Linked DNA regions of Homo sapiens: regions 1 and 3 are each linked to region 2. The links are chromatin loops, found by intact Hi-C in ENCODE. Cell type or tissue: GM12878. All regions are shown on one strand. Links, peaks and the distances in the headings refer to the core of each region. The heading gives the core; the rest is flanking DNA.

Region 1 (5,233 bases), core at 863-4,862, 60 kb after region 2:
AGGTGTTGAAGATAAAACACTGAATGAGGCAAATACCCACCCTCCAAAGAGCTGATATTCTAGTAAGAGAAAACAGACTAGAAACTAAAAGTCAAAATAATAATAAGGAAGTAAAATATCCAGTGATTACTCATCCCTGTATCTCATGAACCTAGTACAATGCCTGGGTCCTGGCTGGTTCTCAAAAAATATTTGTTGAATGAATAAATACACACATGTTAAACAGTGCTGTGTGAATGTGAGGGACTGACTACTGTGTACATAGGTCCATACTGGCTATTAAAATCTCTCAGAGTCTGGCCCAAGCTTCCAGAAGCCAAAGCATGCTGTGTCAGTTAGGGCATTCACTACTGTAGACTTGTTTTTTAAAAAACTGAGTTTGCCTACTTTTTAAAAACAAAAACAAAAAAACAAGTTTGCAAAAGTAGAAATTTTATCAGTAGTTTTCAGACCAAATGAGTTCAGCACGGAAGTCTCAAAAGCCACATCTTGGCAAAATATGCATCTTCCTCAAACTCAAAACACATAAAATTAAAAGAAAGCCAGTTCCTTATATAGTTCAGACACAAGGATGTTGGCTTCATGCTGTATCTAGAAGGTTGATACTGGAAAAGTCAGTAACTACCCTGAACAAGGACCTTGTCAGATCACTGTCAAGGCATAATCCCACCTGAGTTATCATCTGCTGAAGTGAATTAAAGTCAAGAAAGTAAACATTTAATGAATACTTACTTGCCTTTGCTCCCAAAAGGATCTTAGAAACAAGCTTTCTCTTAATAAAAAAAAAAAAAAAAAAAAAAAAAAAAAGTAAGCCAGAAAGCTGAAATGAGATCTGAGGAACACTTCCACATGGGTCAGCCAGTCAGCATAAGAAAGAGTTGGCAGTACCCAGGTGAAACTGCTCCAGACTGTGACTGTAACACTATTCTGTCCATGCAAAGATTTGGAAAATACATTTTCTGGACAGAACTGGGCCTAACATCTCCACTACCAAGTTGAAAAGCCAAAAAATAAACCTGGTACAAAGGTACTCAGTGGTTCTGAAAATAGCTCGCTGTCTTTAGAGACTGCAAAGACATCAAGCCCTGGGCCTGAGACATGCACCAATCAATCAAACAACTGACAGATATATATTAAACATTATGTTAAGTGCTCTGGAGGACACTCGTACATAAAAGATACAATTCTAAGCCTCAAGGAACTTTATCAAGTTTACAAAACAAGACAGAAATGAATGGGAAAACAAAAACACAAAAACCAACCACAAATGAAGGGTTGGCGTGGTAAGAGCCATAGACGTGGTATAACATTGCTCTGGAGGCCAAACTGGTGGGGGAGAGCCCACAGAGGAATGCTCCAGGAAAGCCAGTTTCACAAGAGGTGGGATTAACCAGGATGTTGACAGATTTGGAAAAGCAGAGGTCCTAAAGTATTCTAGGTGAAGCTTGGCATTGCAGAACAGTTAGGATTCACCTGTCCCAGGAGTGTGGGGAGGCTGTAGGAGGAGGAGAAAAGTCAGTGGAGAAGGGGATGGCACAAGGACACTGTTGAGGCAGAGGTGTATAAGGTTTGCTGGGGACAACAGCCAAGGCTAGAGCAAAAACCTCTCGTAGAAAGTAGGCTGGACTGTGGAAGGCCTCAAATGCCAAGCTAATGAATTTGAACCTTATTTCTCAAACACTGGAAAGCTACTTGAAGTTTTGGCATAGGAGTAACATAATGAACTGTGTCTGGGTCTGTGCTGAAAAGTTTCACCTAAGTCTACACTGCCCACACAAAATATTAAAGAGAGAATTTTTAAACAATGTGCCAAAAGTTTAAAAACCAACACATTTTCATAGATATCTAAATTAAAATCCCTGTGACTAAGTTTTAGATCATTCAGTAAATCACATACACTTGAGTAAGTGCAGGAACCATTGAAAGGTCCATTTTAAGTACTAAAAAATGATTTTTGAAAGGTAAACCCAGTCCTAACTACATCCACTCCCTGACTTTGCCCTCCCCCAAACCTGACTAGGGTCTTTATTTTGCTTTAAGCATTACAGATTTCCTTATGTACCTGGAAGGAAGAGCTGTTAGTCATCAATCTGGATGGTCTGGGTTAATAGAGTCTTTGTTCAGAAAATTTAATTATAGGTTTGAGCCCTGGATGAATGCAAAATGAAAATACTGGAGGGGACTCAGCTAATCTGCTAACTCAGCAGTCCCATGGACCTTCAGAGTTGTCCCTTGTGCATCGTTTGGAGAGGCAGTTTCTCCCCTAGTATCTGTGGCATGGCCGATCCAAGTTTACTCCTCCTTGCTTCTCTGGCCTGATCTCTGGCTACCCTGCACTACTGCTTTCAGCAAAGGTTCTGCAATCAAAGGCCTGAAAATGTTCAAATGTAATTTTGGCAGTTTCACATCCCTTAGAGGTTTCTGCCTTCACACAGGCAACACAACGGTGTTAGTTTGCACTGGCTCCAGGCAATACCACAGCTTTACCACCTCTGACCCCCAAAAGGTGCCCAGAGGGAACAGAGTTTAAACCCAAGCTTTAATCTACCTTAACATTTACCAAATAATTTTACTCTGGCAAGTGAGTATCTGAGGAAGGCTGCTGAATCAAGGGGATTTCGGGCTGCATTTTATACTTTGTTGATTACTATAGAGATGCCAGAATTTTAAAACCATAAATAAGGAACCAAATAACATTTTAAGATACTAGATTTTGAAAATGTTAGAGCAACAAAGGAGAAAACTCTGGTTAATAAAACACCTGCTTTCCAAACCATGGGTAACGTTCAGGCATCTTTCCACAGAAACTCTAAGATTCCTGCCAGTGTCACAAAAGGGGAAGGCGCTGACCAAAAAATGTCCATGAAAGCCATTTGAAAAGTATAAAGAGAATTTCCTGAAATAGTAAGGTGAACTTCTAGTGCCTGAAAATCTCTAAATCAGGCTCTCCTAAAGGACTGTAAAGTCAAGGTAAACATTTCTAGTTTAAAAAAACAGGGGAGGCTACCTTTTGGTTTGATGTTTCAATTTCAAACTAAAATAGAAGGTAACAACCTCTAATATGTTCAAACATTCAGATTCCTAGAGAAAAGTGATATTTAAATGTAATATATGGAAATGATTAGGGCAACATTTAATTGAAAAGTGAAATAAACTAAACTCAGAATAGGCCATTTTGGAAGGAAGACCAAAGAATTTTGGTTTCTCTTCATTTCTATCATTCTCTTATACACTGTGCCCTATGGTTGCCATTTGCGGGGATACAAAGATGAATTTGGCTTTCCGTTCTCCCTCAGTGTTGAGGGAGAACTCCAAATCAAAATCACAAAACAAAAAGCCATCTTTTTTGGAAAATTGTCTTAAATACTAAAAGGCATTTCCAGTTCAAAATATAAAGGTAAACACTCTCACAGAGACTCAATTATTTGGGCAGAGACATGTGGTTAACATTTCCTAGGGAAGAAGCAAATGAGAAAAGGTCAAAGGCAAAAGTCAACTGAGAAGAGCTGCAACATCTCAGCAATTTACAAATTTAAAGGACAGCAACAGTTTGAGGGTGAGGGATACACATACCACTTCCATTCATTATAAGCTGAGGTTTAAGGGAAAATCTCTTGCTTCTCTGGGGTGAACACCACAACATCTGTTCTTTGGTCATAACAGCAACTAAGTTGATTTAAGAAAATATTCTCTCTCTCTTTTTTAGAGCTGTTCATTCATAATTACTTGATTTCTCTTGAGACTTGGTTCCCTTAAGATGTGTTTATTCTGCACATCTGCTCTCCCCATACCTGATTACACAAAGGTATCAGAAAGAGCAAACCAACAGGTATAAAGAGACCAGCCCTCAAAACAGATCAAAGCAAACAGCCCGTGGAGTCCTTTGGAAATCTTGGCTGGCAGCTCTTGTAAATAAAAGTGCTTCTAAAGCAGAAAGCATTCAACTACCGTATTTATATAGGGCGTGATTGACAGGTCAGTTATTAACTTCATAAAAACACAGGCAATGTTAACTAGCAAGAATGTTTGTTCTAGCTGTTCTATCTGAAGGAAAATGAAATCCAAGATAGAATGGCTTGCTCTCTGTTTCTTTTAAGTATTTATTTTAGAATCGTGCAGTATAAAAGAATGTTTTTTCAAGTCAGTGAACTTAAGCTATTTTGCTTACTGTTCTGGAATTTAAGTATGTTGTTATAATTCTTTAGAAAACAAATGTTACATTTACTAAAGGCAAATTCCAATGGTGCCAATGGTGCACCACGATCTTTTCAAGCCCTCAAAAAATTTTTATTCTTTTGAATTACTAAAAGTAAAGAAATTTTACATTAATTAATCTTTCTTCCAATAACTAAAGTATATGAAATCAGGGAAGGAAAGAGCAGGATGGTTTCCTCTCAGTGCTCCAGACACAGGCATGTGCTCCTTGAATTGCTTACAGTAGCAAGTTTAAAATTTGCCGGAAGAAGCTAAGAATAAACTGATCTCTATTTTATTAGTTATTTTGAGAGCTTTATTACTAATACATTCTACTATGTAAGATCATTTACAACAATATTATAAGGTAGTATATTTTATTTATAGTTATCTCACAAAATCTCAGTTGTATATTGATATATGGTCAGAAAATTCTGTAGAAGAAATAAATCCACTTTTGTATGCAACAGTTTTCATCCGTGAGGCTTAATATGGTTAGCACCTACTCCCATCCCAGTGGGTAAAACCAAAAATGTCAGCCTATGTTTCTCCAACTTGAAGAGCAACTTCTATAATAGTAGCTTTGAGCAACTATATAACAAAGGAATCTAAAACTTTTGCTTCTATCCATTAATACTCTTACTCATCTATAAAACAAGTAACTTAAAAAAAAAAGTAACAAAAAAGAAGTAGAAGGAAAAACAAGTTTTACTTTTTTGAATCAATCAATGAATACTTTCAAGATTGGAATTGTATAATGTTGGCATTCCTAGCCAAATAAATGCTTATGAAGTGGACTGGTATTTATGTGCATCTTTGTTTATGTGTGTTTAGTATCCTTGGGCCTGGGTTTTTTTCCATGTAAACTAATAAGTTTTGTTAAATGCCTCTTGAATTAAGTTAAGAAGGCTATTTGTTAGCAAAATGTATCACTCTCGGCAAAGGCTGTCATCACATGAGCTACATAACAAGCACAAGAACAAACCAAAATTCCCCAGAAAAATCTTGCTCATCAGTACATTTAATGTACCACAATCCC
Region 2 (5,233 bases), core at 572-4,571:
TCTAACACCCTAGAGGTTATCACCAACATTTATTCTAATATGCCAACAGAAATACAGATACAATTTCTGTACAAATAGAATAGCCTGAGCAGAATTTCATCATGGTGTTGGGGGAGGCAGGGGAAGAGGAAAAAGAAGTATGGGGTGTTTAAAAAAAATGTGTCTTTTTCCCCCAAGACAGTTACGTCTATTGGGTAGGTCCAGCAGCACATAGTTTCAGGATGGAGAAGAGGTCACCTCACATTATCTGTGGGAAAGCAGAGAGCTATGGTTACAGTAGGTAGCTGGACAGTTCCCACAACTCATCCTGGACAGTTCCCAAAACTCATCCATTTTCTCACTTATTCTTTTTAAGTGATTAAATGTTTAATCTGTAATTGGCAAATGCAGAAAAATGTTTGCTTTGGCCTATAGGAAATGGTAAGGGTGGGGGTCGGGGAGAAACTTCATTTGACCAAAAAACAAAAAAACAAAAAAACAAAAAACAACTCTGAAAATGTTTTGAAATTTAATTAGCAAATGACCTCACTTAGTAAGGCAGTCATTTGTTGGAAGCTTCCCCTTCTGTCTGTCCCCGACCTCTCCAACACACACACTTTGTGTTACACTGTGTTTTATGTTACCGAAAGGGCTCTTGTATATAAATGTTTCTTTTCAAATACAAATAACTCTGACATGGTTACAGATGTTTAGTTTCCAATTAGCAGTGACTGTACACTAAAGAATGCCCCTCCTTTTGCTCCTGACTTTTGTAAATGATGATTTCCCAAAGGATTCTGGCATCCATACAAGAGGAAGGATGGAAAGGGGGAAAAGTGCCAGTATTTTCTGCTTTTGGATACCCTGTGTTAGGGTGGTTTCCAAATGCACACAACCAGGTTAAAAAGCAAAACAAAACCTCTCCTCAAAAAAGTAATGCAATTACCAAAAAAGAAGCCAATTCTTGAAGTAATATTTAATTAAGTAACATTCATTATAAAGCAATGGTTAAATATTCTATCGCAAATTCTTTAGGTGGAAAGATTAGATCATAGACAAATTTATATATATATATATATATAAATATATACACTAAGAAAAAAAATTTCTAGGTTACTGTTTTGTCGCCTACTGGCGGCAGGGAGGGGGTCTGATGAGAACATTTAGAATCTAACGGTTAAGAGAATAGAAAATTAGAACACCTGAATTTTCATTCTGCTTTGGACACTGAGTTCTGTGACTTGGACAAGTCACAGTAACCTCTCTGAGTCTCAGTACAGTTAAGAATGGTGGCAATGCTTTCCACCTAGTGGTCTGACATGATGTCTAAGAGAACACTCCAAGAAGGAAGGGCTCCAGAAATTCCAAGTTTTTACAGTGCACTGTGCCAGTGTCCAGTAATAGCATCAGTATACTCCAGAATTACAGGCCTGTGAGTAGCCCCAAAAAGAGAATTAAGACCATGTGGTGAATTCTGTGCTGTTTTAAAAAGGTAAGACAACATGTTGATAATATGAAGGCAAAGAGGGTCTTTTTTTGGCCACTATTAAAAGTGATGAGGAAGAGTCTCAAGCCCTTCTGAAATAAATCGGATAGCCTCTGTCTCTCTAAGTCTCAGTGTCTTCCATAAAATAAAACAAATACACTTAAGGTCTCGAAGGTCATTTCTACTTTTAACATTCCTTGAAAATCAGTTCCTCTAATAGCCCTAAGCTATGTTCTAGGCCTGAATACTAGGTTCTCCACAGAATCTGCAAGGTACACAGACACCAGTGTCTTAAAACCTCTAGCCCTCTCACTTCAATAAACCCTTTCCATGTTCATTTTAATCACTTATTTATTGACTGCCTACCATGTCCTCAATACTGTGTGACATGAGACATGACACTTTTTCTTTTTTTGAGACAGAGTCTCGCTCTGTCACCCAGGCTGGAGTGCAGTGGTGTGATCTCGGCTCACTGCAAGCTCTGCCTCTCAGGTTCACGCCATTCTCCTGCCTCAGCCTCCCGAGTAGCTGGGATTACAGGCGCCTGCCACCACGCCCAGCTAATTTTTTTTATTTGTAGTAGAGACGGCCTTTCACCGTGTTAGCCAGGATGGTCTCGATCTCCTGACCTCGTGATCCACTCGCCTCAGCCTCCCAAAGTGTTGGGATTATAGGCGTGAGCCACCATGCCCAGCTGAGACATGATACATTTTTAATAGGAATACTTGCATCACACAATTGTACAGCACTTGACAGTTGATAAAACACCTGCACACCTGTGATCTCTTTACTATGCAACATTCCTGTAGACAAAAGGGCATTATAAACCTAAATTAACAGAAGAAAAATAAAATGAAGCTCAGAAGGATTCAGTGAAAACTCTGAGGGCTAAGTGTAAGCAATGCTCACGGCAGACTGTGATCCAGAGCTCTCTGGCTACCCAACCTGTAGCTCACACCTGGAAATCAAGGGAGCATAAAAATATCTCCTAGCTAACAAAAACACAAACTGTAATTTACACATATTTGGAAAATTTCTAAATGAGTGGTTTTTTGTTGTTTTTTTTTTTAAAAAAAATTTTAAGGATCATGAAAATATTTCAGAAACTAATGTAAACTATGGACTCTCTCACAAGAGGAATATATTTATGAACATATGCACACAATTTCCCACACAGTTTCAGGTTCGTGACACACATCCAAAACCCTTGTGGGGGGAGTTTCCCAGACCCAGGTGGAGAACCTCCTGCTGCTCCTTTGCATACATCAATGACCACACGATGTGGCTGTCAGGTTTGTGTTCTGCTGCATGTGACACAGCAGTGAAGAACACTGCTCACAGGGAACCACCAGCTTAGAGGCGATATACAGCCTGCTCATCACAAATCGGTGGTACCCATGCAGACATTCACAGCCGAAGAGTGGCACAGAAAAGTGAAGTGGGAGGCAGAGCTGAGACAATTTTCTGCAACAGATGAAGGATCTTCAAATGAGGGTGAAATACACACTTGGACTTAACACTTGAGGAACCAAGAAGAGTTCAGAATGCACTATTCTCAGCAAAAAAAGGACCATTCTGCTGAGATCATGCTAACTTTACCACCTTTAACAGAGTGGGGGCTAAGCTTTTTCTAAGTGTTCTCCTCTCATATCTACTCTCACAATCTGTTCTTTTTTTCTGAAAGGTTTCAAAGGTAAGTGGCTATACATCACCAAAACTGTCTCTGCCCACACACATCCGTAGGGACATCTACTGAGTACCTAGCACAGCACACACTTGGTCAGGTACCAGAGAACTGGAGAGAAAATCACTGCCTAGGCCACAAGCAACCTACAGTCTAGTGTGGAAGACAGAAGAACCAGCCAATGATTCTCAGGCCATGAGAAGTAAACACAAGCTGCTGCTGCTGTGTAAGTGTGACTCCTGTGTGTGGGAGTACTAGTCTAGGTGATCATGCCCAGCTCTGCCTAAGTGGGGAGAGGCGGCGGAGAGGCAGAGAGCGCTTGGGTTTGGCAAGAAAGAAGTCCTTTCCCAGGCCTGTGCCTTTCCCTGTGTGAACCCAAACTGCCCCTCAGGGCACCCAGACAAAAGGAAGGAAACTGAGATTAAGTCACTAGTATGTGCCAGGACTGGCTATGTGCTTTTGATACACTATTTTAATTATTTCATTAATCTTCATTCCAAGGTCAGTGTCATTAACCTTATTTTAAGATGAACAGAGTGAGGTGTCCCAGCATACTTTGGGTCATAAAACTAGCATAAAGCCTGCATTTTAATTAGGGTCTGTCTACCTACAAAATTCAGTCTTTCTAAGACTTTACAACGCAGTTGCCTCAAAATCCCCAGAGCCTTGGAAAAGCCGAATGTTTCCAAACATTCAACCTAATCACACTGAGGTATGAACAACTTAGAGAACCAATCAGTCTCTAATTTGTAGACCGTGAAGCAGAACAACGAAGATGATGCTGATAATAGCTAACATCTCCTGAACACTTATTAAAGACCAGGCTCTATATGTGGTACCTCATTTAAATCTGACAAGCCAGAGTGGCTGAAAGAAACTTTGTAGGCAATGTTGGGGAGGTATTTTTGAACTGAGGGAACTTTAAGGCTCAGTAGCACTGGGCGAGTCCCTGCATGTCACAGGAACCAGAGGCTTCAAAGTCTCCAAATGGCTTCAGGATCCAGCCAATATCCCCTTCCATCCTACCTCATTAACATAATTAACATTCCCCCAGTTCCTCCCCATTTCCTGGCCCACCTCCAGCCCTGATTCTTATTTTTCAGGTGAGGCTATACCATATGCAAAACAGAGGCCCCAAACTTCTGTCAATGATGAAAAGGACCATCCACTTGCTCTAGATGCCCCTACTTAACCAAGCGGTTTGCATCTTCAGAGCTGGTATGAGTTCAAAAAAGCTATGTCTGACCCTGACCCCACACCCCCAACACACCCCCTAAAACCTCTCACTAAAGTTACTCAAGAATGCCAGCCATGCCATTATGGTCTGTTTGTCCTACAGCACAGCTGTCAGCTCCTGGGAAATGGTCATCTACTGACAACCCAAAGTTGAGACAACCCTATTTAATAGGCCATCTCTAAAGGCTGGGTGACACACAGCAGGCTGAAGCTCTGGATTATACTACCTTCAAAAAATCTTTTTTCTATGTATGTTTTGGCAAGCCAACTAGTGCCTTTGCACATTTCAGTTCATTCTCACTAGAGTAATGTCCTTTTACTCTTGTACTTTTACTCCTGTACTCTTGTAATGAAGAGGGGAACTCCTCTTCATCTTCTGAACTATGCTAAGGTATTACATTTTTGTTTAGAGACAGGGTCTCGCTCTGTCACTCAGGCTGGAGTTCAGTGGTTTGATCATAGCTCACTGCAGCCTTGAATTCCTGGGCTCCAGTGATCCTCCCACCTCAGCCTCCTGAATAGCTGGGATTACGGTTGGGTGCCACCAGGCCTAGCTAATTTTCTTTTTCTTTTCTTTTTTTTTTTTTTTTTTAAAGTAGAGACAGGGTCTCATACACCTGGCCTGAAGTGCTCCTCCCACTCTGGCATCCCAGAGTGCTGGGATTATAAGCATGAGCCACCATGCCTGGCCTCTGCTAAGGTACTACCTTTTTTGTGAAACTTTACTGTACCTTCTGTGATCAGAATCAATCACTTCCTTCCCTCTGCCTACTCCAATTGCATATTTAGCTCTCCCATAGCAGCCAGTGCATCTCACTTACCTTCCCCACAGTAGCTCTCAGGCATCA
Region 3 (5,233 bases), core at 863-4,862, 110 kb before region 2:
GAGGCCGAGGCGGGTGGATCACCTGAGGTCAGGAGTTCGAGACCAGCCTGGACAACATGGTGAAACCCCGCCTCTACTAAAAATACAAAAAATTAGCCGGGCGTGCTGGCACAAGCCTGTAATCCCAGCTACTCAGGAGGCTGAGGCTGGAGAAGAATCGCTTGAACCTGGGAGGCAAAGGTAGCAGTGAGCCGAGATCGTGCCACTGCACTCCAGCCTGGGCAACAAGAGCAAAACTCCATCTCAAAAAAAAAAAAAAAAAAAAAAAAAAAATCCTAAAACAAGAGAAAAGAAAGGTGGTGTCCAAAGAAGTCTTTTGAAGTTATACTCGAATTGAAAAACCAGCACGAACAATATTTCTGTAGATGTTACATACACATATCACAGGGGTTCTGCCTGCTAAGACTGTTCACTTTTACTGACATCTTCTGAGTAAATGAGAACAAAAAATCCTAGGTCCCGGAACAAGATCAGAACCAGCCTTACCTCCACACATGTCTGCATGTGGTGGGAAATGACTTTGGAAGCAAGTCTCAGAGCTACACTCTGAATTTCAGATCTAGAAAAATAAACAAACAAAAAAACAACACAAAATTACAATCAGACATATTTCATACACCGGTTTTTGCAGATAGTCTGTAATCCATGCAGAGGTGAATACTGAAAATCTCTACCTCCTGGTTACAAAAATGCCTCCGGAAGCAATTACCTTTTGGTTATTAATGCAAATCACTGACATCATTCTATTGCTTGAGTTTAGAACTCTTAGGCTGAGGTTTAGAATGAAATACAGGACCTGAGACCTGAGGGCAGGATTGTGTGCAAGTTCATTACATAATGACTGATGGGACCATACATCTTACCAAGGTTGCACAGGAGGTTTTGGGGGCAAACCTTTCATTGGAAGCAATATCCATCGTCCAGATCAAGAACTCCTTTGGGGTCAGATGGACACAGTGCTCCGTCTGGGGAAGCCACTCACCAGGGTCCATGCAGTGGAGAATTTTCAGTATCTGTGTAAGCCAAATCCGCACACAAAAAAGAGAAATAAATACTCAGGGAGATGTCTCTAGATGTTACATGATAATCAATTGTATCAACAAGAGGTCTACCTTTCAAAAGGCTCCCACTGACTTCTTATTTCCCCCATAATACCTTTGGGAGACTGAGGCAGAGTGATGCAATGACTAACCAGAGGGCCTCTAGTGACTTGGGATGGGAGCCAGATGCCCTGATTTTAGGCCAGTGCCCTTTCCTTTTGATTATGCTTCCCAGGTGGCCAACTGCCCTGAAATAGCCATGTCAGCAAAGACTACCTCTGACACACTCTACAGTGAATTTTTAATGATCTGTTTCCTAAACATCCCAAAGTGGTTTGCTCTGTCTTTGGTTAATCTCTGCCATCAATACTCCTATCATCAAAAGCTTTTCTTGGTGCCCTACCAGGTATGACGCCATGCCAACCACCATAAAAAGAGAGTCCTTATCCACTGGCTGCCGAATCTACTTCCTATTGCCCCTGGAGAGCCTAAACCCAATCTTGCCTTCATGATCCTACCATTCCAGTGGCTCACAAAAGAATGTGGGGAGTGTAAAGGGCCAGTCAGTACGTTGGAGACTTTACCTTGCAGAAGCATTCTGGGTGATTTTCCTTCATGGCCAACAATAAGAACTTCTCTCCCATGTTGCACAGCAAGGGTGGCACGCCCTTCTCTCCAAGTCCAGAGGCTGCTGCTAAGAACTTTTCCAAGAGGGCTTCCAGTGTTAGTGAGCGCACTTCAGGGAAGGCAGATTCTAACAGCTGAGAGAAAGAGATGGGGACATTCGTCTCCCGCTCTCCACTCTTGGCTGCCGCGGCCCACACTGCAGCAATGGCTAGTCTGGTGAGGCTCTGGAGGTACTGGGGCAGGCCTGGCACCTTGAAGGCCCAAGGGAATCCCGTTATCAGCTCTGATCCTGAGATAATCCCTCTGACTTCCTCCCAGAAGCCAAGACTCTCCAGAACTAAGAAGCAAAAAAAGCAAAAGGGAAAGAGATAATCACTTTAAATTTCCACAAAAGGACATGAAAGAATGAAGACTGAATCCACTGCGTGAGGCCATCAGATGTCTCCCATAAGCAGATTTCAAACACTGTCATAAGTGAGTGGCCCTCTAAGGTTCAGACTTCTAGTCCACAACAATTTCCATTTAGGTAATGTATAATTTTTCCAACAGGGGCACAAAGGCATTACTATTAGAAAATGCGTTCCTGGCACCCCTCCTCAACATTCAATAAATACGAACTCAGTGACCTCTTATCACCGAGCCTCAAAGCTGACCATGAGAAGAGGACATCTAGTATAAACTTCCTTCAGGGGTGAAGCTCCCCTCTGTAACACCCTTTCCCAGAAGCTCTTGGTTGAACCCTACAGTACCCTGGAGCTCATGAGACAGCTTATTCCATTGTTAGTAGATCTAATTGTCAAAAAGTTCTTTTTGTGTTTCTACTCACTGGCCTAATGCTACATTTTGAGGCTCCCAATGACAGCTCTTTAGACATTTGATTACAATTCTTGTGTCCCCTCTGTCTTCTCCAGATGAAACATTCCTACTTCCTTCCTCAAATGATGGGGTCACTGTCTCTCATTATTCTAGCTGCTTTCCTGTGGACATGCCTCACCCTCTCTTAAAGGATGGCCAATAGGCTGGATCACAAATCTCCTGCATGGTTTGACCCGCAGGACTATTACTTTCTCTGTTCTGAACTGGAGTTGCATCACACTGTTGACTCATATGGAGCACAAAGTCAACTGAAACCACAGCCCTTCTTTTTTGACGTGGTCTACTGATGGTGGTGAGTCATCTTTCTCCCACTTTGTACTCAGTACTTAAGCCAAGATGTGTTTTCTTTGTTTATTTTAAGCCCAAGTATATCCCTGTTAAATTTTATCCTCCTGTTAAGTTTTATGGTCTACCTTTCATTTGCCGAGATCTTTTCATATTCTCAGTTCTGATTAAAAAAATAAAAAAACCAAAAACTTATTGCCTGCTTACTATGTGCTAGGAGCTAAATAAGATCACTGCCCTTAAGGAGTTTATAGTCAGTCTAGTTTGAGAAAGAGAAATGCATGAACACATAATTCCAATATAGTGGTACAAATGATAACCTAGGCCTCAAAGAGGAAGACAGGTGACAATGTGTTAGCACCACCAAAGGCAGGGGAACCAGCTGAGCAAAGGCTCAACAAAGGCATGAAACAGAACGGACCATGTGGGGAACTACAGGCCATCCCATAACACTGGAGCATAAAATTTGAGGTGGGAAAGGGCAGGAGATGAGGCTAGGGAAGAAATGTGGCTAGAGTACAGAAAGCCTCCTAGACAATGTGAAGCAGCTAGTTCTGTATGCAACGGAATGCCACTGGGGGGTTATTTTAAGCAGTAAGGTCAGGGGCCCATTTTCACTGAAGTGCTCTTATCGTTGAGGAGGCAATATTAGAGGCAGGGAGACCAGTTACAACACTACTGCACCGTAGTCCAGGAGAGAAATAAATGACGAGGGCCTTAAGTTCAGAAGGAATCAGGAGAAGGTGGGTTTAAGAAACGCTGAAGGTCTGAAGCCAAGGTGATCATTTAAAAAGGCAAAAAAGAAAGAAAAAAAAACACTGAAGGGATAAAACTGGCAGGACTAGGGAATGAGGGTGCGGACTAGGGTAGGAGTCTCGGGTACCTCCCAGCACCCAGTTCTTCACACATGTTCATCATCTAATAGAAATTGGGTAAACCAGCTGGGCGTGGTGGCTCATGCCTGTAATCCCAACATTTTGGGAGCCCAAGGTGGGAGGACTGCTTGAGCCCAGGAGTTTGAGACCAGCCTGGACAACACTGTGAAAATCTATTTCTACAAAAAATAAAAAGTCAGCTGGGTGGGGGATCACTTGAGCCCAGGAGGTTGAGGATGCAGTGAGCCAGGATGCTGACACTGCATTCCAGCCTGGGCGACAAAGTGAGACCCTATCTCAAAAACGCATACAAAGTAGTTGGCAAACTTCAATTTCACAGGAATGCCTAAATGCCCAAAATCAAATAATTACTAAAAATGTGGGCAAGCTGGAGGGTGGAGGCCTTTGGTGAGCAGGCTCCCTGCTGGCCCTTGCCTCAAACGCTCTTCCAGGCTCTCACTAATTCATTAACTAGCCCTCTTCGGTTTGAGTCATCCCCCACTTATGAATCCTCTTAATTGTATCATTCTGTCCATGAAGTTTTATCTACAAGAACTTATGACAGACTTCACCAAATGCCTTGCCAAAATTTAGATATTATATTCATAGCATTCTCTGATAAATCCTGACAACTGTACCCAAGATGTTAACAAGTTTATCCTGGATTGGCTTACCAGACAGCATTTAAGTGATACGCATTTATAGCTAATAAAACACCGTTTATATTTATCATCTCATTATAACTCAGAGAACTCTGCTGACTTCTAGAAAACTAACATAAACATAATGCATATGTAAAACATTCAGGTAACAGAAAAATTTATTTGAAATTGAAAATTTGCATAGACTTGCAATAATTCGAGATTTAAAAATATAGAGTATTTATGTAACACATCAAATTGTTTCAAAGTCTGTCACAGGGGGCAAAATGGGGACTGGACTTGGGCTCCAACATGATGGGACCCCAGGGAGGCCACCATCTGGGGCTGCAGACAAACCTCTACTGTTTTTTTTTTTTTTTTTTTGAGATGGAGTCTCGCTCTGTCGCCCAGGCAGGAGTGCAGTGGTGCGATCTCGGCTCACTGCAACCTCCACCTCCAGGGTTCAAGTGATTCTCCTGCCTCAGCCTCCTGAGTAGCTGGGATTACAGGAGCATGCCACCACGCCTGGCTAATTTTTGTATATTTAGTAGAGACAGGGTTTTGCCATGCTGGACAGGCTGGTTTCGAACTCCTGACCTCGTGATCTGCTCGCCTCAGCCTCCCAAAGTGCTGGGATTACAGCGTGAGCCACCGTGCCCGGCCATACCGCTACTCTTAACTCAGACACTGCAGAATTCCCAGCTCACCAGGAGGCATCTTTTTATTTTTTTATTTTTTTGGAGACAGAATCTCCCTCGGTCACCCAGGCTGGAGTGCAGTGGCACAATATTGGCTCACTGCAACCTTCGCCTCCCCGGTACAAGTAATTCTCCTGTCTCAGCCTCCAGAGTAGCTGGAAATACAGGCACACGCCACCACACCCAGCTAA

Evidence for each region. Hi-C counts contacts between places; a loop is a spot of excess contacts. Peaks named below come from ENCODE experiments on the same cell type or tissue, not always from the same donor. Only the 100,000 strongest peaks of a DNase experiment are listed, where the experiment ranks them.
Region 1: a loop joins it to region 2, with 3 times the contacts of the local background. A loop is called at or near these places in 15 of 110 quality-filtered maps.
Region 3: a loop joins it to region 2, with 4 times the contacts of the local background. A loop is called at or near these places in 6 of 110 quality-filtered maps.

Annotation. Positions count from the first base shown.
Region 1 is chr2:43,459,461-43,464,693 of GRCh38, forward strand. All of the region lies in intron 26 of THADA (THADA armadillo repeat containing), which reads right to left. Among named protein-coding and RNA genes, the nearest start is that of THADA, 130 kb to the right of the region's middle. RefSeq lists enhancers at 2,127-2,316, 2,467-2,526. In GM12878, for the core only: no CTCF peak of the experiment used is centred there; a DNase peak (open chromatin) is centred at 2,391; H3K4me3 peaks cover 406 bases; H3K27ac peaks cover 2,253 bases.
Region 2 is chr2:43,399,417-43,404,649 of GRCh38, forward strand. The region is part of intron 28 of THADA (THADA armadillo repeat containing); the gene reads right to left. Among named protein-coding and RNA genes, the nearest start is that of LINC01126, 170 kb to the left of the region's middle. RefSeq lists enhancers at 2,538-2,787, 2,868-3,057. In GM12878, for the core only: no CTCF peak of the experiment used is centred there; DNase peaks (open chromatin) are centred at 2,755, 3,255 and 4,016; H3K4me3 peaks cover 1,434 bases; H3K27ac peaks cover 3,562 bases.
Region 3 is chr2:43,291,210-43,296,442 of GRCh38, forward strand. It overlaps THADA (THADA armadillo repeat containing), which reads right to left. Exons shown (of 38, transcript NM_022065.5): 32 at 1,625-2,004; 33 at 895-1,013; 34 at 487-559. Among named protein-coding and RNA genes, the nearest start is that of LINC01126, 67 kb to the left of the region's middle. RefSeq lists an enhancer at 1,625-2,824 and a silencer at 2,101-2,395. In GM12878, for the core only: no CTCF peak of the experiment used is centred there; DNase peaks (open chromatin) are centred at 2,792 and 4,228; H3K4me3 peaks cover 427 bases; H3K27ac peaks cover 2,031 bases.